Regions from separate parts of the Homo sapiens genome. Here all the other regions are linked to region 3. The links are chromatin loops, found by intact Hi-C in ENCODE. Cell type or tissue: natural killer cell. All regions are shown on one strand. Each heading gives the region's core, and the rest is flanking DNA. Links, peaks and the distances in the headings are about the cores only. Region 1 overlaps EFCAB13-DT (EFCAB13 divergent transcript). Region 2 has its middle 9.2 kb from the start of WNT9B. Region 3 overlaps LOC101927060 (a long non-coding RNA gene).

Region 1 (11,146 bases), core at 2,591-7,590, 310 kb after region 3:
TACCTCTTGGCTGCCTTGTGAAGGAATTATTCCCATGAGTTGGCTGGGAATAAGTGCCAGGATGGAATGATGGGTCAGTTGTATCAGCACGTGTGGCCTGTTCTTCTATGGGTTGGACAACCTCATTTTAACTCAGTCTTTAATCTGAGAGGCCACAGTGCAATTTTATTTTATTTTTCTCATGATGAGGTTTTCTTAACTTAAAAGAACATGTATATAAACATGCTTGCATTATATTTGTAAATTTATGTGATGGCAAAGAAGGAGAGCATAGGAAACCACACAGACTTGGGCAGGGTACAGACACTCCCACTTGGCATCATTCACAGCAAGTCACTGGCCAGTGGCTGGATCTGTGAGGGGCTCTCTCATGATAGAAGGCTATGGGGATAGATGTGTGGACACATTGGACCTTTCCTGAGGAAGAGGGACTGTTCTTTTGTCCCAGAAAAGCAGTGGCTCCATTGGTGTTGACATACATCCAACATTAAAAGCCACCCCCAAATGCCCAAGAAAAAAAGAAAGACTTATCAACATTTGTTCCATGAGCAGAAAACTGGAGCTCTGGCCTCAGTGTTACAGCTAAATAATCTTTAATTAAGGCAAGTCACTTTCTTCTTCTTAAAGCTGTTTTCTAGTTTGAGAAATGATGGGATTTTAGCAGCCAGTCTTGAAGGTCTCTTTCAGTATCAACATTCTAAGATGCTGGGACTTACTGTGTCATCAAATGTGCGGTTAAGATTCTCTGGGATATTGATACTGTTTGTGTTTTTAGTTGGGAGATCTGAGAGACCTGGCTTTGGCAAGAGCAGATGTCATTCCATATCACCTTTCTCAATGAAAGTCTCATTCTATCCTCTCTCCAAACCCGTTTTCCAACATTTGTTAATAGTTACGTCTCTCCTGATGTAGCACTTAAGCTTCATTTAGTTATTATTTCTTTCTTCACTTTGCACACATTTGCATCCACATATTAGGGAAGAGGAATCCATAAGTAGCTGAAATATCTATTCTGTATTATTGTGTTAACATTGAGAATAAGCCTTGGAATTAGATATGGGGCAATGACTGAGCCCTGTCTCACCCATGGATTACTCCTTACTGTAGGGAATGGCAGTATGGTAGAGGGATAAATAGGGGGCGGGGAGGGATAGTCATGGATCCAAGAAGTCCTTAGAAATAGTGGCAGGGAACAGGTGTGGAAGCTCATGCCTGTAATTATAACCTTCAGCTACTAAGACAGGTGTGGTGGCTCACGCCTGTGATTATAATCTTCAGTTACTAAGACAGAGTCCATGAGAGTGTTAATGGGACATTTTCTTTAGATAAGATGTTTTATATGAAGAAACTGTATCAAAGGGGGAAGAAAATGTATTTAACAGGTGAATCAAATCAGGAATCTTGTCTGAGCTACTGGAATGAAGTTCACAGGTCTTGAAGACCAATATTATTTGTCAATATGTGGGGATAACCTGTAGCTGCATTCATGAGGTAGCAAATAGCAGTTTTGGCCTGTGGGGTGAACAGCTAAACAGTGTTCTGGCATCAGATAACACGGCACAAAGGGATTGTGTCTAGCTCTTTTGGAGAAAATTTATGTCCAGTCTCAGGATCTGTGGACAATAACGGAAAACTTTGAATATTCCTGACAAGTTGCCATATTAGGAGTCAGTTCTTTACTTCTCTGAGATTCCCAGGTCATCCATGATTTTTTTTTTAATTTGAGACAAAGCCTCACTCTTGTTGCCCAAGCTGGAATGCAATGGCAAGATCTCAGTTCACTGCAATCTCTGCCTCTCAGGTTCAAGCCATTCTCCTGCCTCAGCCTCCCCAGTAGCCGGGATTACAGGCACCCGCCACCACACCCGGCTAATTTTTGTATTTTTAGTAGAGACGGGGTTTCACCATGTTGGCCAGGCTGGTCTCGAACTCCTGACCTTAGGCGATCCACCTTCCTCGGCCTCCCACAGTGCTGGGATTACAAGTGTGAAGCACTGTGCCCGGCCAGTCATCCATGATTTTAATGGGGTCCAAAGGCCTCTTTTTCTTTGTTAAGTATTCCTGGTTGAAATTTCTTTTCTTTTTTTTTTTTTTTTTGAGACAGAGTCTTGCTCTATCACCCAGGCTGGAGTGCAGTGGCACGATCTCTGCTCACTGCAAGCTTCGCCTCCCGGGTTCACGCCATTCTCCTGCCTCAGCCTCCCGAGTAGCTGGGATTACAGGCACCTGCCACCACGCCCGGCTAATTTCTTTTTGTATTTTTAGTAGAGACGGGGTTTCACGGTGTTAGCCAGGAAGGTCTCGATCTCCTGACCTCGTGATCCTCCCGCCTCGGCCTCCCAAAGTGCTGGGATTACAGGCGTGAGCCACTGCCCCCGGCTGTGGTTGAAATTTCTTAAGTGCCTTCCTCACTTCCTAACCACCTTCTCTGTTTGGGTTTGTGCAACAGTAAATTAAATGTACTTTCCAAAAAGAATTGGCCTAAGGCTGCTCAGTGCTTCCTGTGTTGTTATTTCTGTTTCCTTTGGATGAAAAGAATAGGTGTCATTGACTCAGAAATGATTATTTTAGAACAAGCATGTTTCCAAATGTAACAGAATGATGACTACTATGGGTACTGAAGCTAGCTTCAGAATCCAGAGCTTCTCTTTAGATTTTTTTGTTGTTGTTGTTGAGATGGAGTCTCGCTCTGTTGCCCAGGCTGGAGTGAAGTGAGCGCGATCTCGGCTCATTGCAACCTCTGCTTCCTGGGCTCAGGAGATTCTCCTGCCTCAGCCTCCCGAGTGGCTGGGATTACAGGCGCCCACCACCATACCTGGCAAATTTTTGTATTTTTATTTATTTTTGAGATGGAGTCTCTCTCTGTTGCCCAGGCTGGAGTGCAGTGGTGTGATCCCTGCTCACTACAACATCTGCCTCCGGGGCTCAAGCAATTCTCCTGCCTCAGCCTCCTGAGTAGCTGGGATTACAGGTGTGCATCATCACATCCGGCTAATTTTTGTATTTTTAGTAGAGACAGGGTTTCACCATGTTGGCCAGGCTGGTCACAAACTCCTGACCTCAACTGATCCGCCGGCCTCGGCTTCCCAAAATGCTGGAATTACAGGTGTGAGCCACCAGGCCCGGCCCTCTTTAGACTTAATATTTTTTAAATGAGTAGGTTATTACTGTTCTAAGAGTTTGCGGTTTTTTTTTTTTAATTGGGTATTATTTAGGAACTTGTGCAACCTCAAAAGAACAGACTGCCAGTGTAGCCTAGATTTTGTTTGTAGGAAGCATAAATGGATAAAATAATAGCTTAATGGCAAATTATTTACAGGACCATTTAAATGCCTAAATTTTATTTAAGGCAGTGGGTGTCAAAGTGTGGTCCCAAGACCAGCAACATCAATATCAGCTGGAAACTTGTTAGAAATGAAAATTGACAGGCCCCACCCCACAGCTGCTGAATCAGAAAATCTGGGAGTGGGGACCCATGATCTGTTTTAAGAAGCCTCCCTGGTGATTCTAATTCATGCTCAAGTTTAAGAACAACTGATTTAAGGAATCACATATTTAGCCTTCTTGCCTAGAAAGAACTTTATAGTAAGGCAGCTTAGTTACTATATACAGTTAATAGCAAACCTTGCCTGACATACTCAGAAGATGAAATATCCACCCACACAAAATGAAAATCTACTTTGACCTATTTTCCAGGTTAAATGATCTTGGGTATCTTGCTTTCACTCATGACCACAAATTCCCATGAAAAACTGGAAGAATAGAATCCTGGGGAAAAACTAACAGGATACTTTTTATGTGTACTAAGACACAAGCAAGGAAATATTCTTACAGAATTTATTCACAGGAGATAGGATCAAAATCTTAATTATTAACATTATCATCCTATAGGATGCTAGAATAATACTTAGAATTTTTTACTTTACAGCCAAAAGGCTGTTTAAAATTTATTGAACACCAACAGTGTGGGACTGAAGTACCTTACAGAACACTGATAACATAATCTTTGTCTTTAAGTCCTTTTTTTTTTTTTCAGACGGGATCTCATTTTGTTGCCAGAATGCAGTGGCATCATCATGGCCACTGCAGCCTTGACCTCCCAAGCTCAAGGGATTCTCCTGCCTTGGCCTTCCAAAGCGTTGGGACTACAGACACATGCCACCATACTCGGCTAATTAAATACATATTTTTTTGTAGAGATGAGGTCTCACTATATTGCCCCGGCTGGTCTCAAACTCCTGGGCTCAAGCAATCCTTCCACCTTTACCTCCTAAAGTACTGGAATTACAAGTGTGAGCTACGGTGCCTGGCCTGAGTCTTAAATTCCTAACATAATGTACATTTTTTGAGCATAATACAATACATGACATCATTAAGAGATTACGTGAACATAGACTGAGACCTTTTATGGTGAAATCTTGTGAGATTCACTATGTTTTATTTACGTCTTGGTAACTGCTGACTAAATGTCTGGATGAAAATAGAGGATCTTATGTAAAATGAGATGAAAAGCTATATGTCAAGCCACATTTGTAATCCTTTAACGCTTGGCTTCGGTAGTCCAAACTCTACAGTAACAGAGCCATCTAATGGCCACTGGGACCAATTACAAGCAGATTGCCTGGGAATTACTCAGTTTTCACAGTATAATGGAACCATAACGTATGCTCTGCAAATAAGCCATTTAAAAATCATTTCTAATTGGTTTTATAATACAATATATTTATGGAAGTATATATTCCTAATTTGTTTTAGTTTGGTTAAAACATGCAAGGAGGCAGTCTTAGAAGCTTGTGATTAGGGTTAAGTATATCATTACATAAAAATTTAAAAATCCACTTAATGTGGCTACCTAAGAATGGTTTGTATGTGAAAAGAAAATGAAGAGGTCAGGAACATGACTGCCTTCCTTGAGGCTGCTAATGTTATAATGAAGCCCCTCCAACTCCTTGCATAAAGGAAACACTTTCATCAGCTGTATATTTTCTGACACATCAAAGATTGCTCACAGAAAGCACCATTTAGAAAATTTAGGAGCCTTTAAACAAAATGTCCATTTTAAATTATTCTTTAGCAGTGTCCCCAATAAGAACTTGTAAGGAAAACGTTTCACAATTGATTTCATTTTAGTATAGTAATTGGATTTTCCAGTGACTCATACAGAATTGGCTTGATTCTTTGGAGAGATCACAGTGATGATGTGTAAATATCGCTTTGGTGGCCAATGGAAATACTTCGTTAAGAAATTGGAAAAAAATGTTGATGGGTGTGTGCTGGACTTTGCCTTTCCTGACCCTTACACTCACCATTGTGACAGAGATTGCTGATTGTGCCCAGTATGTTTTCTCCTTCTCACATAATATTAGAACTTCTGCTGTTTAGTTGGGCACATGGTTGCCCAGAATAAATATTCTTTTATTACTAATAAGCAAATTTAGTAAAGTTGCTAGATACAAAGAGCATGCAAAAATCTTGTAGCTACATGTGCCATGTCCATCTCATAGACAATGAGATGTAAATGAAAGAGGTGTATGCAACTTCCAGTAAATGCTGTTTAAGGGAAGGAACATACTTTTCTCCATTTCCTTCATCTTGCAGGCGGGAATGCAGAGTTAATACCTAGAAGTTAAGTAGCCCTCATAGCTCAATATGTGACCTTGGGGATTGTATTATTTTATTTATTTTTAAAATTTTTTTAAGGAGGTAAGGTCTTGCTTTGTTGCCCAGGTTGGACTCGAACTCCTGGGTTCAAGCAATCCTCCCACCTCAACCTCCCCACGTAGCTGGGACTACAGGTGCATGCCACCACACCCAGTGGGGATTGTATTAGTTATCTGTTGCTGCATAAGAAATTACTCCACAATTTAGTAGCTTAAAACAACAAACATTATCTTGCTGTTTCTGTGGTCAGGAATTTAGGAATGGCTTAGCTGGGTGGTTCTGGCTCAGAGACTCTCATGAGGTTGGAGTCAAACTGTTGGCCAGGGCTGTAGTCGGTTGAAGGCTAAAAAGGGCTGGAGAATCCTTTTCTAAGATGGCTTACTCACATGGCTGTTGGCAGGAGGCATCAATTCCATGCTGGCTATTGGCAATAGACCTTAGTTCCTCACCACTTGGATATCTCTATAGGACTGCTTGAGTGTCTGCATGACATGTCAGCTAGTTTCTCCCAGCGGGAGTAATCCAAGAGAGAACAGGGAGGAAGCTACAATTTTTTTATGACTTAGTTTTGTAAGTGTTACACCATAATTTCTGCCATACACTATTCATTAGAAGTAGCCCACTAAATCCAGCTAACATTCAAGAGGAGGGAAATAGATGCCACCTCTTGAAGGGAGGAGCATTGTGTACAGAATCATTGCCCCCCAAAGACAGCCACATCCCCATCTCCAGAACCTGTGAATATGTTACCTTACGTGGAACAAACAACTTTGTTGACATAATTAATGATCTTTAGATGAGGCAATCATCCTGGATTATCTGGGGAGGCTCAATGTAATCACAAGTGTCCTTATAAGAGGGGGTCAGGGCTGGGCTTAGTGGCTCATGCCTGTAATCCCAGGACTTTGGGAGGCTGAGGTGGTTGGATCACTTGAGGCCATGAGTTTGAGACCAGCCTGGCCAACATGGCGAAACCCTGTCTCTACTAAAAATACAAAAAAATTAGTTGGGCATGGTGGCACGCACCTGTAATCCCAACTACTTGTGAGGCCAAGGCATAAGAATCGCTTGAACCCAGGAGGCAAAGGTTACAGTGAGCCGAGATTGTGCCACAGCACTCCAGCCTGGATGACAGAGTAATACTCTGTCTCAAAAAAAAAAAAAAAAAAAAAAAAGAGAGGGAGTTAGGGGGGCCAGAGTGAGAGTGAATGGAAGTGGGTCAGACTGATATGGCCATAAGTCAAGCAATGTATACAGCCCGTAGAAGTTGGAAAAGGCAAAGAATGGATTCTCTTCCACGGCCTCAATAAGAAATGCAGCCTTTGATTTTAACACTGTAAGGCTCATTTTGTACTTCTGGCCTCCAGAAACTTGGGATGATAAATTTGTGCTATTTAAGCCACTAAGTTTGTGGTAATTTGTTACCACAGCATAGGAAATGAATACAAATATCAAAGTGTTTGTGGACATATTTTAAGACTACCTCAGGCAACCCTCTGGTCACAAATTATTTATAGTTCTCCCACATGCAAAATAAACTTACCCCTTCTAAGGCCCCAAAGTCTTATCCCATTATAGCATCAATTCAAAGTTCAGAATCTTATCCTCTACGTAAGTCCAGGGAAGATGAGACTTCTTGGGTGTAATTCCTTAAATACAGCTACTCAAGTACATGCTTTTCAATCTGAAGTTCTGCGAACAAAAAGAAAAAGGTCATATGCTCCTTTCCCCACAGCAACCAATGTAAAACAGCAGGGGCAGGGAGATAACTGCTATAGACACTCCTGTTCCAACAGGTGGAAACCAAGGTGCACAGAAGTCACTGGTTCATAGCAATTCTGAAATCCATTTGAGTACAGGTTTGCAGTTCTACACTCAAAGCCTGGGAATAACTCCCTATGGCTTTTGGTTCCACCTTCTGGGCTCTTGGTTTTATCCTCTAAGTCATCCTTTTTTGTGTGAAAGGGAGATGTGTTTGGACCTAAATAGTTTTCTTAGCCTGCTTCCTGTTTGTAGAAATGCGTTTGTAGAAAGGGTCCAAAGGCCCCTTTCCTTTTTGTACTCTTTTTCAGCTCAAGCTGACAGTATTTCTGACAATACAATTCTCTTAAAACAATTTTTGAATCTACTGTGAATCTTACTGGGTTTTAGTCCAGGAGACAAAAGCCATGGCAGCAAATACCTTTGAGATATGTCTTTTTCTACCTTGGGCTTCTGCTGAAGGACAAAGACCTTAAGTTTCTTAGAAGCCCTATTGTTTGAATGAGAGGACCTGTGAGCCATACTCTTAAAATCTTTTTTCTGAGACGGAGTCTTACTCTGTCACCGAGGCTGGAGTGCAGTGGCGAGATCTTGGGTCACTGCAATCTCCGCCTCCCGGGTTCAAGCAATTCTCCAGCCTCAGCCTCCTGAGTAGCTGGGATTACAGGCACCCGCCACCACGCTCGGCTAATTTTTTTGTATTTTTGTAGAGATGAGGTTTCACCATGTTGGCCAGGCTGGTCTCCAACTCCTGACCTCAGGTGATCCACCCACCTCGGCCTCTCAAAGTGTTGGGATTACAGGCGTGAACCACTGCACCCAGCCACTCTTAAAATCTTTAGAGAGTCTTTGCCTGATTGAACAGTACTCCGAGGTACCATCCTTAAACACAACAGGCGTGGGGAGTGGGAAAGCGGGTGATGGAGGGTGGATTGAGGGGTATTTACAAAAATAAAAGACATGGTCTCAGCACTCAGATATTTCAGAATCTTTGGGGAGATAAACTATATACATTTAAAAAGCACTAAAGAATTACAGGTCATATCCCTAATGAGTATAGATACAAAAATCCTCAACAAAATACTAGCATACTGACTTCAACAATACATTCAAAGAATAATTCACCATGATCTAGTGGGATTTATCCCTGGGATGCAAGTATGGTTCAACATATGGGAATCTATAAATGTGATACACCACATAAACAAAAATCATATGATCATTTCAATAGATACATAAAAAGCATTTGATGAAATTAAACATCCTTTCATGATGAAAATTCTCAACAAATTAGGTATAGAAGGAACGTACCTCAACACAATAAAGGTCATATATGATAAGCCTACAGCTAACATTCTCAACAGTGAAAAGTTGAAGGCATTTCCTTTAAGATCAGGAACAAGAAAAGGATGCCCACTCTTACTGCTTTTTTTTTTTTCAACATAGCACTGGAAGTTCTAGTCAGAATAATTAAGCAAGAGAAATAAAAGGCATCTTAATAGGAAAGGAAGCATTGGAATTTTCTCTTTGTTGACAATATGATCTTATATATAGAAAACCCAAAAGACTCCACCAAAAAACTGTTAGAACTAATAAAGTCAGTAAAATTGCTGTACACAGTCAACACACAAAAATCAGCAGCATTTCTAGAGGCCAACAACAAATCCAAAAAAGAAATTAAGAAAATAATTCTACTTATATTAGCAAAAACCAAAACTGAAACAAAAAAGGTGTAAATTTAACCAAGAAAGTGAAAGATCTTTATACTAAAAACTAAAAAACACTGATGAAAGAAATTGGAAAAAACACAAATAAACGAAAAGACATCCCATGTTCTTGGAGTGGAATAATTAATATAATTAAAATGCCCATGCTACTCAAAGTGATCTATAGATTCAATGCAATTCCTATCAAAATTCCAGAGTTATTTTTCATGGAAATAAAAAAATCCTAAAATTCATATGGAACCGTAAAAGATCCCAAATAACCAAAGCAATCTTGAGCAAAAAGAACAAAGTTGGGCCAGGTGTGGTGGCTCACGCCTGTAATCCCAGTACTTTGGGAGGCCGAGGCGGGCAGATCATGAGATCAGGAGTTCAAGACCAGCCTGGCCAACATGGTAAAAAAAAAACCCCGTCTCTACTAATAATACAAAAAAATTAGCCAGGCGTGGTGGTGCGCGCCTCTAGTCCCAGCTACTTGGGAGGCTAAGGCAGGAAAATCACTTGAACCCAGGAGGTGGAGGTTGCAGTGAGCCGAGATTGTGCCACTGCACTCCAGCCTGAGAGACAGAGCCAGAATCCATCTCAAAAAAAAAAAAGCAAAAAAAAAACAAAGTTGAAGGCATCACAGTCCCTGACTTTAAAATAAACGACAAAGTTACAGTAATCAAAACAGCATGGTATTCCATAAAAACAGATGCATTGGCCAATAGAACATACTAGAGAGTCCAGAATTTACAGACAATTGAATTTTGATAAGGAGCCAAGAACACTCAATGGGGAAAGGAATCTCTTTGATAAAAACTGTTGGGAAACCATATATCCATGTGTAGAAAAATGAAATTGGACCCTTATCTCACACCGTATACAAAAGTCAAAATGGATTAAAGACTTACCTGTAAGACTGGAACTACTAGAAGAAAACATAGAGGGAAAGCTACTAGAAGAAAAAATAGAAGAAAGCCACTAGAAGAAAACAGGCGGAAAGCTCCACTACATTGGTCTGGGCATTTTTTTGGACATGACCTCAAGAACACAGGCGAGAAAACAAAAAATAAACACATGGAATTACATGAAACTAAAAACTTCTGCACATCAAAGGAAACAGTTAACAGAGTGAAGAGACAACCTGCTGAATGGGAGAAAATATTTACTAATTATACATCTGACAAGAGGTTAATATCCAAGATATACAAGAAACTCAGTAGCAAGAAAGCAAATAACCTGATTTTAAAAATAGACAAATAATCTGAATAGACTTTTAAAAAAAATTTTTTTTTGTAGAGATGAGGCTTCACTATGTTGCCCAGGCTGGTCTCAGATTCTTGGGCTCAAGCGGTCCTCCCACCTTGGCCTCCCAAAGTGCTGAGATTATGGGTGTGAGCCACCATGCCCAGCCTGACACAGCCATTCTTAAAAGAAGACATACAAATGGCCAACAGGTTTGCGAAAAAAAAAATCACTATTATTAGGGAAATGCAAAATAAGATTACAATATCACCTCACACCTGTTAGCATGGCTATTAAGCTGGGTGTGGTGGCTCACACCTGTAATCTCAGTACTTTGGGAGGCTGAGGTGGGCAGATTACTTGAGGGTCAGGCGTTTGAGACCACCCTGGCCAACATGGTGAAACGCCATCTCTACTAAAAATACAGAAATTAGCCAAGTGTGGTGGCACATGCTTGTAATCCCAGCTACTTGGGAGGCTGAGGCAGGAAGATTGCTTGAACCCAGGAATGGAGGTTGCAGTGATTTGAGATTGTGCCACTGCACTCCAGCCTGGGCAACAGAGTGACTCAATCTCAAAAAAAAAAAAAAAAAAAAAAAAAAAGAATTGCTATTATCAAAATGATGAAAAAAATGTGTTGCTGAGGATGTGGAGAAACCTTTTACACTGTTAGTGTTATTACAGCCATTATGGAAAACTATATGGAGGTTTCCCAAAAAATTAAAAATAGAACTACCATATGATCCAGCGATGCTATTTCTGGGCATATATTG
Region 2 (5,000 bases), core at 1-5,000, 160 kb before region 3:
GTATATGTGCCACATTTTCTCTTTTCTTTCTTTCTTTCTTTCTTTCTTTCTTTCTTTCTTTCTTTCTTTCTTTCTTTCTTTCTTTCTCTTCTTTCTTTCTTTTTTCTTTCTTCTTTCTTTCTTTCTTTCTTTCTTTCTTTCTTTTCTTTCTTTCTTTCTCTCTCTCTCTTTCCTTTCTTTCCTTCCTTCATTCCTTCTTTCTTTCTTTCTTTTTGAGATGGAGTCTCACTCTGTCTCTCAGGCTGGAGTGCAGTGGTGTGATCTCGGCTCACTGCAAGCTCCGCCTCCTGGATTCATGCCATTCTCCTGCCTTAGCCTCCCGAGTAGCTGGTACTACAGGTGCCCGACACCACGCCCGGCTAATTTTTTATATTTTTAGTAGAGACGGGGTTTCACCGTGTTAGCCAGGATGGTCTCGATCTCCTGACCTCATGATCCACCCGCCTCGGCCTCCCAAAGTGCTGGGATTACAGGCGCGAGCCACGGTGCCCAGCCCATTTTCTTAATCCAGTCTATCATTGATGGACATCTGGGTTGGTTCCAAGTCTTTGCTATTGTGAATAGCACCACAATAAACATATGTGTGCATGTGTCTTTATAGTAGCATGATTTATAATCCTTTGTGTACATACCCAGTAATGGGATCCCTGGGTCAAATGATATTGCTAGTTCTAGATCCTTGAGGAATTGCCATACTGTCTAATTGAACTAATTTACACTCCCACCAACAGTGTAAAAGTGTTCCTGTTTCTCCACATCCTTTCCTGCATCTGTTGTTTCCTGACTTTTTAATGGTCGCCATTCTAACTGGCGTGAGATGGTATCTCATTGTGGTTTTGATTTGCATTTCTCTGATGACCAGTGATGATGAGCATTTTTTCATGTGTCTGTTGGCTGCATAAATGTCTTCTTTTGAGAAGTGTCTGTTCATATCCTTTGCCCATTTTTTGATGGGGTTGTTTTTTCTTGTAAATTTGTTTAAGTTCTTTGTAGATTCTGGATATTAGCCCTTTGCAGGCTGTAAATTCTAAGCAGCAGGAAGTAGGTGTGAGTAGAAGTGGAGGCAGAAAGCAGCCGGTTCTGTTTCCAACTGCATTCTCCTTTCCTGTGCCCCTGTGTCATCACCATGGAACGCCTTTCCCGATGCTACTTCCAACAGGAGGCAGAGGGTGGGAGAATTCAGGTTGGAAGGCTTATCCCTAGGAAAGAGGGTGCCGACAGACAAGGCTCCTTGGAAGCCTGACAAATCAAATTTACCATTTATTGAGCACCTACTATGTGACAGGAACATGACACGCATGATTTCATTTAATCTTCACAACCAGCCCAAAGAGCAGCTTTCTCCCTATTTACAGTCGGAGAAACGGAGGCTCTGAGAGATTGTAAGGGACTTGCCCACGGTCACCCAGCTAGGAAGGAAAGCCAGAAGGCCAGCCTAGGTATCCTGGCGGTCCTGGATCAGAGACACTGCTGTGAGGCTTCCCGGTGGGAAGAAGGAAAGTCATGCATCGATATTCATCACCGAGTGAGAGTGAGAGTTCAGCCCTGTCCCAGGCACCTCTGGGCGGGAGGGTGGAGAATCCGAAAGAAAGAGGCCCGTCCCTGGTCCTCAAGGTCGTGCCAACAGGCCAACTAAGCCATGTCCCAAATTGAGAGCGGGTTAAGGTGGGGGCGTGGGGACGCCCTGACGCAACAGGGCTTCGGAGAAGGGAGCGCTGGGGGCTGCAATGCCAGAGGATTCCTTGAGGAGAAGGGGCTGGTGGGGCGGGTAGGGGCTGGCCGGGAGCAGGACCGGGAGGAACTGGACCCTCTGGACTGGGGAGTGCGGGGTAGATGAAGGCAGAGGAGATGGAGGTTCTGCAGTGTGAGGCAGGCGGACAGGGAAGCCTGCATCCAGCTGAGAGACCTTGAGCAACCACGTCCTCCTCTGAGCTCCGCGTTTGCCGTGTGCAAAGTGAAGGGGTAGGCCGACCCCGCAGGGCCCTTCTTGCGCTCCTCTGCGGTGTGTGGGGGGGTCTCTGGTCCGCGAGAGGACAGTCCCTGCCGCGCCGAGCGTCCTCCAGCGTCCGCGGCCGCCGCGAGCAGCGCTGACCGGCAGGGGGCGCTCCTGCAGAAGGCTGGCCGCGGTGGCGCCCTCGGCGGGGCCTGGGCTGGCCTGGGGACCCGGGAGGCCTCCCCCTCCATCCCTCCAGGTCCTCTCCCACCACTTGCCTTCTCACACCGCCCCTTCCCACTCTATGCTCTGGGATTAAAGGCTTGGGAAGTTGCTGGTATTTAGGTCCTTGGGCAGGCCACTTCGCCTCTCTGTGCCTCAGTTTCTTCAGGCGCAAACTGGGTTGTGTGAGGAAGAGATGAGTTATTGGTCAGGAGAGCCTTCCAGCCACAGGTGAGGTAGATATGCCGCTGCTGCACACCCCAATATCATTCCTAGGGCAGGGGCTGCTGCTCTACAACCTCAGGGTTACAGTTAGCTTTAAATCTTTATTTATTTGGTTGTTTTTTCAGACAGGGTCTCCCTCTGTCGCCCAGGCTGGAGTGCAGTGGCGCGATCACGGCTCACTGCAGCCTCAAACTCCTGGGTTCAAACCATCCTCCTGCCTCAGCCTCCCGAGTAGCTCGAACCACAGGTGCATACCACCATGCCCAGCTATTAATTTTTTTTGTAGAGATGGGATCTTGCTTTGGTGCCCAGAGCTGGTCTCGAACTCCTGGGCTCAAGTGATCCTCCCATCTCAGTCTCCCAAAGTGCTGGGATTACAGGCATGAGCCACCGTACCCTGCTTTAAACTTTTATTCAAAGTCCTTTTGTGCAAAGATAGAAATAATTCCTGGATCCTACAGAGTGCCTGGCATGATGAGTGATGCTCAAAACGTAGCTGTGGAATGATTAGTTTTTTGAAACCATCCAGACAGAAGCTATGAGAAAATCAGACAGTGCACCTCTTCTGAATCACACTGGAAGATGTCCACATTCATCTTCACATTTCTCACCACTGTTCTGTGAGGAAGGTGGACAGGGAGTGTTGTATCCATTTTATGGATGAAGAAACCGAGGTCGCAGAGGAAGCCAGAGACAAGATTTTAAGTTAGGACCCAGGGTTCTCTCCATGCAACCTCAGGTAAATTATCCTGTTGTTGCTAGTGACTCCTATTGGAGACATGTGGTATTGCAACCAGGCCACATTAGACACTGAAGGCACCTCATGAGGAAGAAGGTGGGCACATCCTGGGTGCCAAGCCCAGAGAGGGAGAAACTAGGGTAGATATTAATATCGGAGCTGGGGGAATGAAAATGATATTTCAGAATCAACAACAGATTGGAAAGGCTTAACTAGTTTAAAACACATTCCCTATTCTTAAGTCCCCAACACTTTTTCAACCTCCTCTCACTCCAAAGTAGAACTTAATGTAGCAAAGGTATGCTTTGTAGGGTGAACCCTTATAATTATAATGACAACCAGTGGGAAAACTTGGTTTCCTTTCAAACGTTTGTGTGACTAATTAGGAGGGACTATTCCATTCGTTAAAGTGAAGAAAGAAGGACTGAAAAAAAAAATCACTCTGCAAAATCCAGCTCAAACATTGCTGCATCTCAGTTGCCATTGTCTTAGCTACCTCTTCCCTGGAACAATGAATTGATTGTCTTCTTTCCTGGGTTCCTGCCTCATTTGGTACTTTCTTCTCTTTACTGCTGCACAGTCGTTAAATATGTGTCTTTGGTGCCAGCTCCCTGGGTTCTAATCCCGGTTCTAAGCTTACTAGCTGGCCAGTTACTTGACTTCTCTGTGCCCATTTCCTCATTTGTAAAATGCTGTGAGCATTAAATGGGTTAACAGTTTTATAGGACTTAGAACAATACCTGGTGTAATGTAAGTGCTCAATAACTAGTTTACACTTATATAGATATGTCAGAATGCTCTCTGTATTTATTTATGTGTCTTTCCCAACAAACTGTGTGCTCCTCAAGGACAAGAACTGACTTCATCATCTCCTATTCCAGGGTTTAGCACCAGATGCTTATTCAAAGTATGTTAAACTGAATATTATGTATTCATACTTTATTATTATTTTTTCTAAGACAAGGTTCTTGCTCTGTTGCAGTTCTTGCTCTGGAGTGCAGTGGTGGCATCATGGCTCATTGCAGTTGCAACTTCCCATGCTCAAGAAATCCTCCCATCTCAGCCTCCAGGGTAGCTGGGACTACAGGCATGTGCCACAATGCCTGGCTAATTTTTTTTTTCTTTTTTGTATTAGCAGGGTCTCACTGTGTTGCTGAGGCTGGTCTTGAACTCCTGGCCTCAAGCAATCCTCCTGCCTCAGTCTCCCAGAATGCTAGGATTATAGGCATGAGCCACTGTATCCAGCCTATACTTTATATAAAGTAGAAAATATGCAGTGAGGTGGAGTTAGCCACCTTTTTTTTTTTTTTTTTTTTGATAAGTTAAGCCTCAGCTTACTGCTTCCCAGAGATAAACCAAGGTTCGAGTCTCTCCTTTGTTTAAAGAAAAACATCTGGCTGGGCCACTGCAGTCCTACCATGAGTTCAGGAAAACGTGCTATGGTCCAACTGTCTACCAGTCAGGACACAGTTAATGAGCACTTCCTGTAAACTTATTTGTACCTGCAGTTCTGATAATATGACCTGGAGGAAATGGTGTGGTGGTGGCCGATTTCTAAAACTAACTGCAAAGGATTGCATTCCTCTAGGCACCTATGAACTTCAAGATGGGACCCCTTTCCTCTCGTCCTTCTTTTTAGAGAGTTTAGAGAGCAAGAACTTACTCAGATGAAAACAAACTAAAAGATGTTGAGAATGCCTCTGTGCAGACCCAAATCTATAGGATGTTATTTATAGTAAATTATGGCATATTTTTAAACTTCTAGTCCCTAAGAAAGTTGTTTTCTTGCCTCCCTCCTTCCCTTCCTTCCTTCCTTCCTTCCTCTTTCTTCTTTCTTTCTTTTTTATTTTTTGGAGATGGAGTTTTGCTCTTGTTGCCCCA
Region 3 (11,146 bases), core at 3,810-8,809:
GTTCTGATTTTTAGCTAGGCTTATGAATATGTTAAAGGAAAACAACATTTCCAACCCTCTTTTGCAGCTAGGCATGGCCATGTAACTCAGTTCTGGCCAAAAAAGTGTAAATAAAACAGTCTGTGCAATTCTGGGGAAAAAAAGGAGAGTACTCTTCTCCTTCCCATACTCCTTCCTGATGCCTGGAATATAGCGTGGAAAGGCTGAGCTCCAGCAGCCATATTGTACCATGGGGTAGAAGTCATGTTTGTGGTTAGCAGAGCAATAAGACAGGAGCCTAGATCCCTTCTCCCTTTGCATCATGGAGCACCCTGTTGGCTCTGGAATGATTCCCTCAGGACAGCTAAACATGAGAGAGAAACTGAGCTTCAAACTTGTTTGAGCCAGTGATATTTGAGGGTTTTCATTCTTCTCAACCCAACTGAATCCTATCTGATACAGTAGGATTTGCTCCTTGGTCCTGAGTTCCCGCCTTGGTCACCTGCCCAGTGTAAGGAGGAGGGGCCTGGCCTGCTCCATCCTGCAACTGGAGTTCTGTCCTCGGCCCACCTCAGTGGCTGGTCCCTGCTACCTGCTGGAACCCCATCCATGCTGCCTCCCCACTCAGCAGGATTCTGTTCCTTGGCTGGCCCCTTGCCAGGATGGATGGCAGGCCTCCCACTCTGCTTGCTTTCCTGGAGTGAGGTCTGCTGCTTGCCTCCCACTCCCTGCTTCCCACTTACCCCTGTGCCCTTGGCTTCTGCCCTGGGCCTGCCAGAGTGGCTGCTCTCTGGATATCCCAATGCCACCAGTATCTTCCCCAGGAGCAGCCCATTCCTGACATACAGGAACAACGGCTCCTTCATTCATTGACTCATTTAAGCAGATATTTACCAAGCATCTGTTATCAGCATTGAGAACACCACAGGAAATAAGATCAGGTCGAATGGTGGGCCTAGTGCAAGCACTTACAAGTACAGGCTTTAGAGTGAGAACATCAGGCCCAACCAGCCAAGACACTGAAACCCATCTCAAGGAATTTTCAGGAGTTTCCTTTAAGGATATGCCCATGACCTGGGTTATGTGTCCAAGTCTGGATGAGTCACTACACCTCCCAGTCCTCAGCTGTCCCATCTGCACATGGTGAGGCTGAACTGCATGCTCTTGATGACTCTGTGCAGGTCTGACTTCCTGTGAAGGTAGGAAAGGGCCCAGGGGCCCCTAGGCCTGGTTTTGCCACCCATGGGCTGCTGCTGGATTTAGGGCCTTAAAACAACCACTTTATTATTAATTTCTTTAGAGACAGGGTCTCACTCTGTTGCCCAGGCTGGAGTGTAGTGGTGTGACCATAGGTCACTGCAGCCTCAAACTCCTGGCCTCAAGCAAGCCTCCCGCTCAGGCCTCCCAAAGCGCTGGGATGACAGGCATGAGCCACCACATCCAGCCCTCACTTTCTAATTATTTATTATGATTTTGTCGGTTGACTGGGGCCAGCCAATTCTTCTGCTGGTGACAGTTCCTTCAGCCCCTCTGACCTCTGGCCTAACATGGAAGTGGGGATAATCCATGTACCCAGAATTCTCCCAGAATTGATGAGATAAGACTCCAGGTCATGGAATAGTTAACGAGGAGGAGTTTCTCTTTAGAAGTAATCCAGCTAATAAATGAAGACAGGATGATAGAATTAGAATATTACCATTTCTGGGCCAGGCACAGTGGCTCACGTCAGTAATCCTAGCACTTTGGGAGGCGGAGGCAGTCTGATTGCTTGAGCTCAGGAGTTCGAGACCAGCCTGGGTAACATGGTGAAACCCCATCTGTACTAAAAATACAAAAAATTAGCCAAGTGTGGTGGCACATGTCTGTAGTCTCAGCTACTCAGGTGGCTGAGGCACGAGAATCGCTTGAACCCAGGAGGCGGAGGTTGCAGTGAGTCAAGATCCTGCCACTTCACTCCAGCCTAAGTGATAGAGTGAGACTCTGTCTCCCCACCTCACCAAAAAAAAAGAATATCACCATTTCTAACCCCCAGTGAAGTAACTGGTCTAGATATGGAATGTCAATAGCTATTAATGTCACAAAAAGGAAGTCACTAGACATTCTGTGCCTTCTGTGGAAAAACCTAATACCTACTAAGAACAAGTCTTGCCAAAAACTCAAAATCTTAATCTGATCAGGCCTCTAGATCCAACTATCCACTTATAGGAAATATAGAAGACAGAGAAATGTGTATAAATGACATCATGGATTTGCAATAATCAAAATCCAGACCGTGGGTAATATCTGCAGGATGCATGGTAGGGCTGGTTCAAGAATAAAGGAAGGCTAGGTGTGGTGGCTCACGCCTATAATCCCAGCACTTTGGAAGACCTAGGCAGGTAGATCATTTGAGGTTAGAAGTTTGAGACCAGCCTGGCCCAGATGGTGAAACCCCATCTCTATGAAAAATACAAAAATTTGCCGGGCATGGTGGCAGGTGCCTGTAATCCCAGCTACTCGGGAGGCTGAGGCAGGAGAATTGTTTGAACCCAGGAGGCAGAGGTTGCAGTGAGCTGAGATCGCACCACTGCACTCCAGCCTGGGCAACAAGAGTGAAACTCCATCTGAAAAAAAAAAAAAAAAAGAATAAACGGAAAAAGAGAAAGATGGAAGAGGAATCCATGGATTAAAAGATTTAAGAGACATCAACTAATCATATTGTGTGCATCTTATTTGGATCTTGATTTAATCAAAATGTTAGAAAATGCTTTCTGACATAAAACAGTTGGAAATTTGAACACTTACTGAATATATAACGATATTAAAGAATAATTGTTTTAAGAAACACAGAGAGAAATAATGAGTGACCAACACTTGATAAAGAAGAACCCAGCAGCCTATCTCTTATTAGAGAAGGCTACGGGGTATGCTGGGAGTCCTAATCCCGGCTCGGCCGTGAGTGTGCTGTGTATGTAGCCTTGGCTGAGCCCCTTTCCCTGCCTAGACCTTGGTTTTCCCATTTATGAAGTGAAGGAGGGGACCCAAGGGGCGTGTTTAACTCTGGCCTGCTTTTGCTTTGTCTTGTCACGTGCAGCCATGGATCCTTTAACTCGGGGCCTGTATCAACACCACCATGCGTCCACAAGAGTATAAAATGGGCAGAAGAGTGCTTGATGGGCACAAGCCCAGAGCTGTCGGCTTCTGCAGAACCCAGAACAGGAAGGGTCACCTCCCTGAGGCACCTGACCTGGAGAACCAACTGCATAATCCCAGGTAGGCCAGGTCAAAGCCAAGGGGAAGGAGAAACTGCTGGAGGACTTCCCCCCACAAAACATGGGCACGTGTTATCTGCTCACCAGGATGCTTCGACCTTGTTCTGATGCCTGGGGACTTCTGGTGAGTTCCCTGGCCATCCATCCTGGTCTGTTCACCTTCTCAGGACTCCAGTTGAGTTGGGCTGCGTGTGACAGACCCCTGTGAGTGCAAATGAACAATGTCACTGAATTGCTGCCTCACTGGCCCCTCAATTCCTTGTTGCTGGCCTCTGCCCACCTGCACTTCAGATACTGTCATCATGGAAGAATCATCCTTAGCACAGAAACTCACACACTGTAAATGCTCCATGTGAAGAGGTGAAGAGGTGGAGAGGGAACCTCCCTCCCAGACCATCATGGATGCTTAACATTCTCTTGAAGCCTGACGAGTTTTCTCCAGAAAGCTGAACTACAATACTCACCATCTGCTACCAACACCAACGAGTTCAACACATGAACTAAGTAATCGAGAAGGACACTTCCGTTTAATTAGGTACTATAGAGCAGTAGCAAGGCCCACACGTTAGTGTCAAATCTGGATGCAAATCCTTGCACTGCCTCCTACCAGCTCTGTGACTTTGGGCGTTTCTTAACCTCTCTGCAGCTTATTTATTAAGAATGCTGTGAAGATGAGATGACGCCCTTCATACAGTGTTTGGCATCGTGCCTGACCCACCAGAAGGGCTCAATGTGTGTCCACAGTTGCTTTTTTTCTTTGAGACTGGGTGTCCCTCTCATACCCAGGATGTAGTGCAATCATAGCTTACTGCAGCCTTGAACTCCCAGGCTCAAGGGATCCTCCTGCCTAAACCTCCCGAGTAGCTGGGACTACAGGCACACGCCACCATGCCTGGCTAATTTTTGTAATTTTTTGTAGAGACGGGGTCTTGCCATATTGCCCAGGCTGGCCTTGAACTCCTGGGCTCAAGTGATCCGCCCACCTTGGCCTCCCAAAGTGTTGGGATTACAGGCGTGAGCCACCATGCCAGGCCTGTTAGGCGTTTCTTAACCTCTCTGCATTTAGTTTCTTAACCACTCTTATTTAGTAAGAGTGCTGTCAGCCTGGAACTATAGCTCACGCCTATAATCCCAGCACTTTGGGAGGCTGAGGCAGGCAGATTACTTGAGGTCAGGAGTTTGAAACCAGCCTGGCCAACATAGTGGAACCCCTTCTCTACTAAAAATATAAAAATTAGCCGGGTGTGGTGGCGTGTGTCTGTAATCCCAGCTACTCAGGAGGCTGAGGCAGGAGAATCGCTTGAACCTGGGAGGTGGAGGTTGCAGTGGGCTGAGATCACGCCACTGCACTCCAGCCTGGGCAACAGAGGAAGACTCCATCTCAAAATAAAATAAAATAAAATAAAATAAAATAAAATAAAATAAAATAAAATAAAATAAAATAAAATTAAAATAAAATAAAAAATAAAATAAAATAAAATAAAATAAAATAAAATAAAATAAAATAAAATAAAATAAAATAGTGCTGTGAAGATGAGCTGGCTCCCTGCACAGAGTGTTCGGCATCATGCCTCACACACTGTGGTGGCTCAATGTATGTTGACAATTGCTTGTTTTTTGCTTTTTTTTTTTTTTTTGAGACAGAGTCCTGCTCTGCCACCCAGGCTGGAGTGCAGTGGTTCGATCTTGGCTCGCTGCAGCCTCCACCTCCCGGGTTTCAGCGATTCTCCTGCCTCAGCCTCCCAAGTAGCTGGGGTTACAGGTGTGCGCCACCATGCCTGGCTAATTTTTGTATTTTTAGTAGGGATGGGGTTCTGCCATGTTGGTCAGGCTGGTCTCGAACTCCTGAGCTCAAGTGATCTGCCCACCTTGGCCTCCCAAAGTGCTGGATTACAAGCCTGAGCCACCGTGCCCGGCCCACGATTACTTTTTTGGGGGAAGCTTCCATTGCAGCACCCCATGGGCACTCCACCATCATGTCTCTCTACTCCTCAATTGAACCTTCTCTCCTTTCCCTCTCTCCTATAAAAATGACCCTTCAGTAGGTCATTTTCTCACTGACATGCTAACTTATGACTTGCAGCATCTGATGATACAACTTTGACCTGCTTTATAATCGTGGGTTTCAGGCAAGGTGGGAGGCCTTCCAAAGTCACCTTGAGAACCACAACTCTTTGGTGCCATCTGCAATCCTCCATATCAGCCCTGCAGATAACAGGGAACTATGGCTGCTGCCTCCCTGGAGTAGGACATTCTTTTAAAAAGATCTGGGAGCACTTTAGGAGGTTGAGGCGGGTGGATCATGAGGTCAGGAGTTTGAGACCAGCCAGACCAATGTGGTAAAACCCCGTCTCTACTAAAAATACAAAAATTAGCCGGGCGGGGTGGTGGGCACCTGTCATCCCAGTTACTTGGGAGACTGAGGCAGAAGAACCGCTTGAACCTAGGAGGTGGAGGTTGCAGTGAGCCGAGATGGTGCCACAGAACTCCAGTCTGGGCGACCTTCCTGCACTCCCGGTGTTCGGGGACCAACAAGGCGTAATAAGGAGCCAGAGACCAAGGCCCAAGTCTCAGCTCTAACTGAGTATTATGGGGGTATTAATGTCCACCTCCCAGGATAGGGAGCACAGAGCAAGGAATACTAAGTATTGAAGCCCTGAAACGCCCACTTCCTGTACCTGAGTCGCTGCTGTCCTCTAGTGGCCACTGGATAAATTGCACAGCACGCCGGCCTGAAAAAGCGGAAGTGAGAGATGCTTTTCCCCACTTCTGAATCTACCAGATGCTGGGGGGTTCTCAACCATGCTCCACTCATGACTTCCTTTTTATAAAATGTATTTTGTGTAATTACAGTAATTTTTGAACATTTTAGGCAGATTTATTGAGGTATTGACATATAATAAACTGCCTAGAGATTACAATTTGATAATATCTGAGCCTTAGTATACAGCTGAAATCATTATCACAATCAAGATAGTGAAGAAAGCCATCCTCCCAAAAAATTTCCTTGTTGCCCCTTGGTGATCCTGCTTCCTGCCCTTTCTACTTCCCTCTCACCCCCAAGCAACTACTGATCTGCTTTCTTTCTCTTCTCTTTTTTCCTTTTTTTTTTTTTTTTTTTTTTTGAGATGGAGTTTCACTCTGTCACCAGGCCGGAGTGCAGTGGTGAGATCTCGGCTCACTGCAACCTCCGCCTCCCAGGTTCAACAGATTCTCCTGCCTCAGCCTCCCGAGTAGCTGGGACTACAGGCACCTGCCACCACGCCCAGCTAATTTGTGTATTTTTAGTACAAATGTTGTATTTGTATTTGTATTTAGTACAAATGTTGGCCAGGCTGGTCTTGAACTCCTCGCCTCAAGTGATCCGCCCACCTCGGCCCCCCAAAGTGCTGGGATTACGGGTGTGAGCCACCACGCCTGGTCCTGATCTGCTTTCTGTCATCATAGGTTAGTTTATATTTTCTAGTGCTTTCTAGACACGGAATCATACAGTGTGTATTTTTTTGGTCAGGTTTCTTTCACTCACCATAATTATTTTGAGATGTATCCATGTTGCTTTGTGTGCCAATAGTTCATTACTTTTTAAATGTTTAATTGTAGTTTTTGTGGGTACATAGTAAGGGTATGTATTTCTGGAATACCTGAGATGTTTTGATACAGGAATGCAATGCATAATAATCACATCATGGAAAGTGGGGTATCCAGCCCCTCAAGCATTTATCCTTTGTGTTACAAACAATCCAATTATACACTCTTAATTATTTTTATTTTTATTTTTTTTTTTTAGTTTTTGAGACAGCGTTTCACTCTTCTTGCCCAGGCTGGAGTGCAATGGCGCTATCTTGGCTCACTGCAACCTCCGCCTCCTGGGTTCAAGCATTTCTCCTGCCTCAGCCTCCCAAGTAGTTGAGATTACAGGCACGTGCCACTAGGCCCAGCTAATTTTGTATTTTTAGTAGAGACAGGGTTTCACCAGATTGGTCAGGCTGGTCTCAAACTCCTGACCTCAGGTGATCCACCTGCCTCGGCCTCCCAAAGTGCTGGGATTACAGGCATGAGCCACCACGCCTGGCCATTAGTTATTTTTAAATATACAATTAAATTATTATTGATTATTGCCAGCCTATTGTGCTCTCTAACACTAGGTCTTATTCATTCTTTTTTTTTTGTACCCATTAACCATCCCCACCTCCCCACATTACTTTTTATTGCTGAGTTCTGTTCCATTGTATGAATGTACCACAATTTGTTATTCATTCAGAATGATAGTAATTTTAAAAATCAATATAATGCCCTAACTAGAACATACAACAGAAACTAACTCAAAGACGAGTTCTGTATAAAAGCTCAAGGAAGCTGGGTGTGATGGTTCACAACTGTAATCCTAGCACCAAGGCAAGTGGATCACTTGAGGCCAGGAGCTCGAGACCAGCCTGGGCAACAGAGCCCCCCGACCCCCCCAACTTCTACAAATATTTTTAAAAATTAGCCAGGCTTGGTGGTCCAGGTCTGTAGTCCCAGCTACTCAGGAGGCTGAGGCAGGTAGATCACTTAAGGCCGGAAGGAAATTTGAGGCTTCAGTGAGTCGTGATGGTGCCACTGCACTCCAGCCTGGACAATAGAGACTCAAAAAAAAAAAAAAAAAAAAAAGCTCAGCCATGACCACCCTGACCCTGACCACTCTGGAACATACAATGATACAGTCGGGCACTTATATACTATACATGTACTAGCTGCGAGTACAGCCAGGCAGAGGTGGGGCAGATGAGCACATCAACTACTAGCACCACTGTCCTGGACATCACACAACAGGGGGGCAGGGCTGGGCTTTGAGCCCAGGTTTGTTTGGCTCTGAAGCCCAGTGGCTGGCCACTCCATGCAGGAGGGTACAGTGCTCTGTCGCCCAATGCATGGGGACTGGTGTTGAGCAGAGAAGATGGACATGGGCAGATTTTAGCTGGATGGAAGGATGCGTTTCTCACAGGGCTGACCATTGGGGTAGCATGTTCTTTTTTTAATTACGTGGATGGCGTGTTTGGGCTGGCTCACCCTGGGATTTCTCCCATCCAGCCATGACCCAGACTCATTCACTAAGGTCTATATTTGCCTTTTTTTTTTATTATACTTTAAGTTCTAGGGTACACGTGCACAATGTGCAGGTTTGTTACATATGTATATATGTGCCATGTTGGTGTGCTGCACCTATTAACTTGTCATTTACATTAGGTATACTGCCTAATGCTTTCCCTTCCCCCTTCCTCCACCCCACAACAGGCCCCGGTGTGTGATATTCCCCTTCCTGTGTCCATGTGTTCTCGTTGTTCAATTCCCACCTATGAGTGAGAACATGCAGTGTTTGGTTTTTTGTTCTTACGATAGTTTGCTGAGAATGATGGTTTCCAGCTTCATCCATGTCCCTACAAAGGACATGAACTTATCCTTTTTTATGGCTGCATAGTATTCCATGGCGTATATGTGCCACATTTTCTTAATCCAGTCTATCATTGATAGGCATTTGGGTTGGTTCCAAGTCTTTGCTATTGTGAATAGTGCCACAATAAACATACATGTGCATGCGCCTTTATAGCAGCATGATTTATAATCCTTTGGGTATATACCCAGTAATGGGATGGCTGTGTCAAATGGTATTTCTAGTTCTAGATCCTTAAGGAATCGCCACAGTGTCTTCCACAATGGTTGAACTAGTTTACCTTTTTAAAGGTATGTTTGTATTTCACTCACTTTGCATTTCACGGTAACCCAATCCAGGGGCTTTTCCCTGGCACTTCCCACAGCACAGACATATGCTCCTTCCTTGCCTGCTGCCCTCAGGGGCCAGCAGCAGGGGTGGCACTGCACAGTCCCACTGGGGGCCTCCCTCAGGGCAGAATATAATTTTATGGAAGAAAGTGTCTAGCAATGCTTTCTTGAGACAGGGTCTTGCTCTGTCACCCAGGCTGGGGAGTGCAGTGGTGCAATCATAGGTCACTGCAGCCTTGACCTCCTGTGCTCAAGTGATCCTCCCACCTCAGCCTTCCAGGTAGCTGGAACTATAGGCACACACCACTATGCCCCGCTAATTTACTTTATTTTTTGTAGAGACAGCGTCTCACTATGTTGCCCAGGCTGGTCTTGAACTCTTGTGCTCAAGGAATCCTCTCGCCTCAACCTCCCAAAGTGTTGGGATTATAGGCGTGAGCCACTGCACCTGGCCCATAGCAATGCTTTTGAGACAACAAGATTTTAAAACCTGCTACTGTAAGACAATCAGTCATATTTACCTTCTGGGGTAATTTACCTACTGTGTTATTACTGAAGGAGTCTCTTGGTTGGTGGTAACCCCTTAGCTTCAGAGTGGCCTGTCCTTGCAAGGAAACTTTGAAGAATTTAGTCCAATATTAGTGTTACAGAGAAGGACCCAAGGTCCATAGGAAGTGGAATGTAATACACAAGTTCTCCAGTCACTTCCTAACTCTGTTTTTAACATCTCACCCCAACAGTTTCCCCTGGATCCAAGTAAATGTGTAAGTCACGCTTTTATTCTTAAGCTTTGCTTCTTCCTGTTTTCCTTGGAAATGTTTTCCTCTGCTCCTTATAACTTTTTGTGTTGAATGCTCAGTTCATTTATTTTGTTTTATTTATTGGATTTTTGGTTTTGGTTTTTAGTCCCCTTTCCCCTCCTCTGTTGCTCACAGTGCAGACAACTTTGTGCAGTGGAAACAGTGCAGTCTTTGAGGCCCGAAAGTCTTTTGTTTTGATTCTTGGTTCAGCTTCCCGTGAGCAACTGTTAAGTCTGTTTTTTCGTATGTAAAAGGAAGGCAGTGATAGCCCTCTGCAGTGTTTTTTGAGGGTTAAATGGGATCGTGGTATGTAAGGAACATTGCGCAGTGCCTGATACATGGCAGATGCTCATCGGATTCCTGTCTCCTGATTGTTTCCCACCCTCCACATTTACAATGCCCACCTAGTTAATAAAACAAGCAAAACCTCATGGTTTCTTTTTTCTTTTGTGTCATTTATATTAGTACTTCTTGCTGTAATGTCACAGTGCACGAGCTGAGAGGTAAGTTGCCAGGAATAAGACGGGGACATAGCATAGAATAGCTATTAAAATGGGGGATTCTGGAGTCTGGCTGCTTCTTTCTGTCCCAGGCTTCTCCACAGACCAGCTGGATTAAGAAAATAGCATCAAAGCCTCAGGATCCTGCTATTTTGTTTTATTGGAACAAAAGCAGTTAAGACAATGAATTTACTTCTAAGTATAGCTTTGGTTAAATTGTAGACACTGATATGTAATGCTGTCTTTCTCATTGTTTTAGAAACCTGCTATTTAAAAATCTTTTTAATTTATTTTGTGAGACAAGATCTTGCTCTGTTGCAAACCCTGTCTCTACTAAAAATACAAAAATTAGCCAGGTGGGTGGCAGGCGCCTGTAATCCCAGCTACTTGGGAGCCTGAGGCAGGAGAATTGCTTGAACCCGAGAGAAGGAGGTTGTGGTGGGCCAAGATTGCACCATTGCACTCCAGCTCTGCAACAGAGCGAGACTCCATCTCGGAAAAAAAATTTTTTTTTCCCTCTGTTTTCTACAGCAGTTTATTTACAGAAGCATATTTTCCCAGTCCTGTCCTTCGAGCTGGCAAGAGGAGCCCCTGACTGGGCCCTGAAATTTAGAGAACTCTACATACAAAAAATAAAATAAATTAATTAATTAAGGACTGCAGGGCCGGGTGCAGTGGCTCATGTCTGTAAATCCTAGCACTTTGGGAGGCAGATCACCTGAAGTCAGGAGTTCGAGACCAGCCTCGCCAACATGACAAAACCCCGTCTCCACTAAAAATACAAAAATTAGCCAGGTGTGGTGGTGCATGCCTGTCATCCCAGCTACTCGGGAGGCTGAGGCATGAGAATTGTTTG

What was found. Peaks named below come from ENCODE experiments on the same cell type or tissue, not always from the same donor. Only the 100,000 strongest peaks of a DNase experiment are listed, where the experiment ranks them.
Region 1: a loop joins it to region 3, with 9 times the contacts of the local background. A loop is called at or near these places in 5 of 110 quality-filtered maps.
Region 2: it touches region 3 in a loop (7-fold over the local background); 43 of 110 quality-filtered maps call a loop at or near these places.

Annotation. Positions count from the first base shown.
Region 1 is chr17:47,311,268-47,322,413 of GRCh38, forward strand. It overlaps EFCAB13-DT (EFCAB13 divergent transcript), which reads right to left. Exons shown (of 3, transcript NR_110880.1): 2 at 7,205-7,353. ITGB3 (integrin subunit beta 3) reads left to right here. Exons shown (of 15, transcript NM_000212.3): 15 at 1-2,476. Among named protein-coding and RNA genes, the nearest start is that of EFCAB13-DT, 7.1 kb to the right of the region's middle. In natural killer cell, for the core only: CTCF peaks have their summits at 4,594 (motif pointing left) and 4,795; a DNase peak (open chromatin) is centred at 4,584.
Region 2 is chr17:46,839,891-46,844,890 of GRCh38, forward strand. It overlaps a transcript of LRRC37A2 not described here and a transcript of WNT9B not described here. Among named protein-coding and RNA genes, the nearest start is that of WNT9B, 9.2 kb to the right of the region's middle. RefSeq lists a silencer at 4,994-5,000. In natural killer cell, for the core only: CTCF peaks have their summits at 2,083 (motif pointing right) and 2,282; a DNase peak (open chromatin) is centred at 2,101; H3K27me3 peaks cover 1,156 bases.
Region 3 is chr17:46,995,386-47,006,531 of GRCh38, forward strand. LOC101927060 (a long non-coding RNA gene) reads right to left here. Exons shown (of 9, transcript XR_243711.6): 7 at 3,315-3,432. It also overlaps a transcript of LRRC37A2 not described here. Among named protein-coding and RNA genes, the nearest start is that of RPRML, 22 kb to the left of the region's middle. RefSeq lists a silencer at 9,818-10,112. In natural killer cell, for the core only: CTCF peaks have their summits at 5,899 (motif pointing left) and 6,100; a DNase peak (open chromatin) is centred at 5,936; H3K27ac peaks cover 299 bases.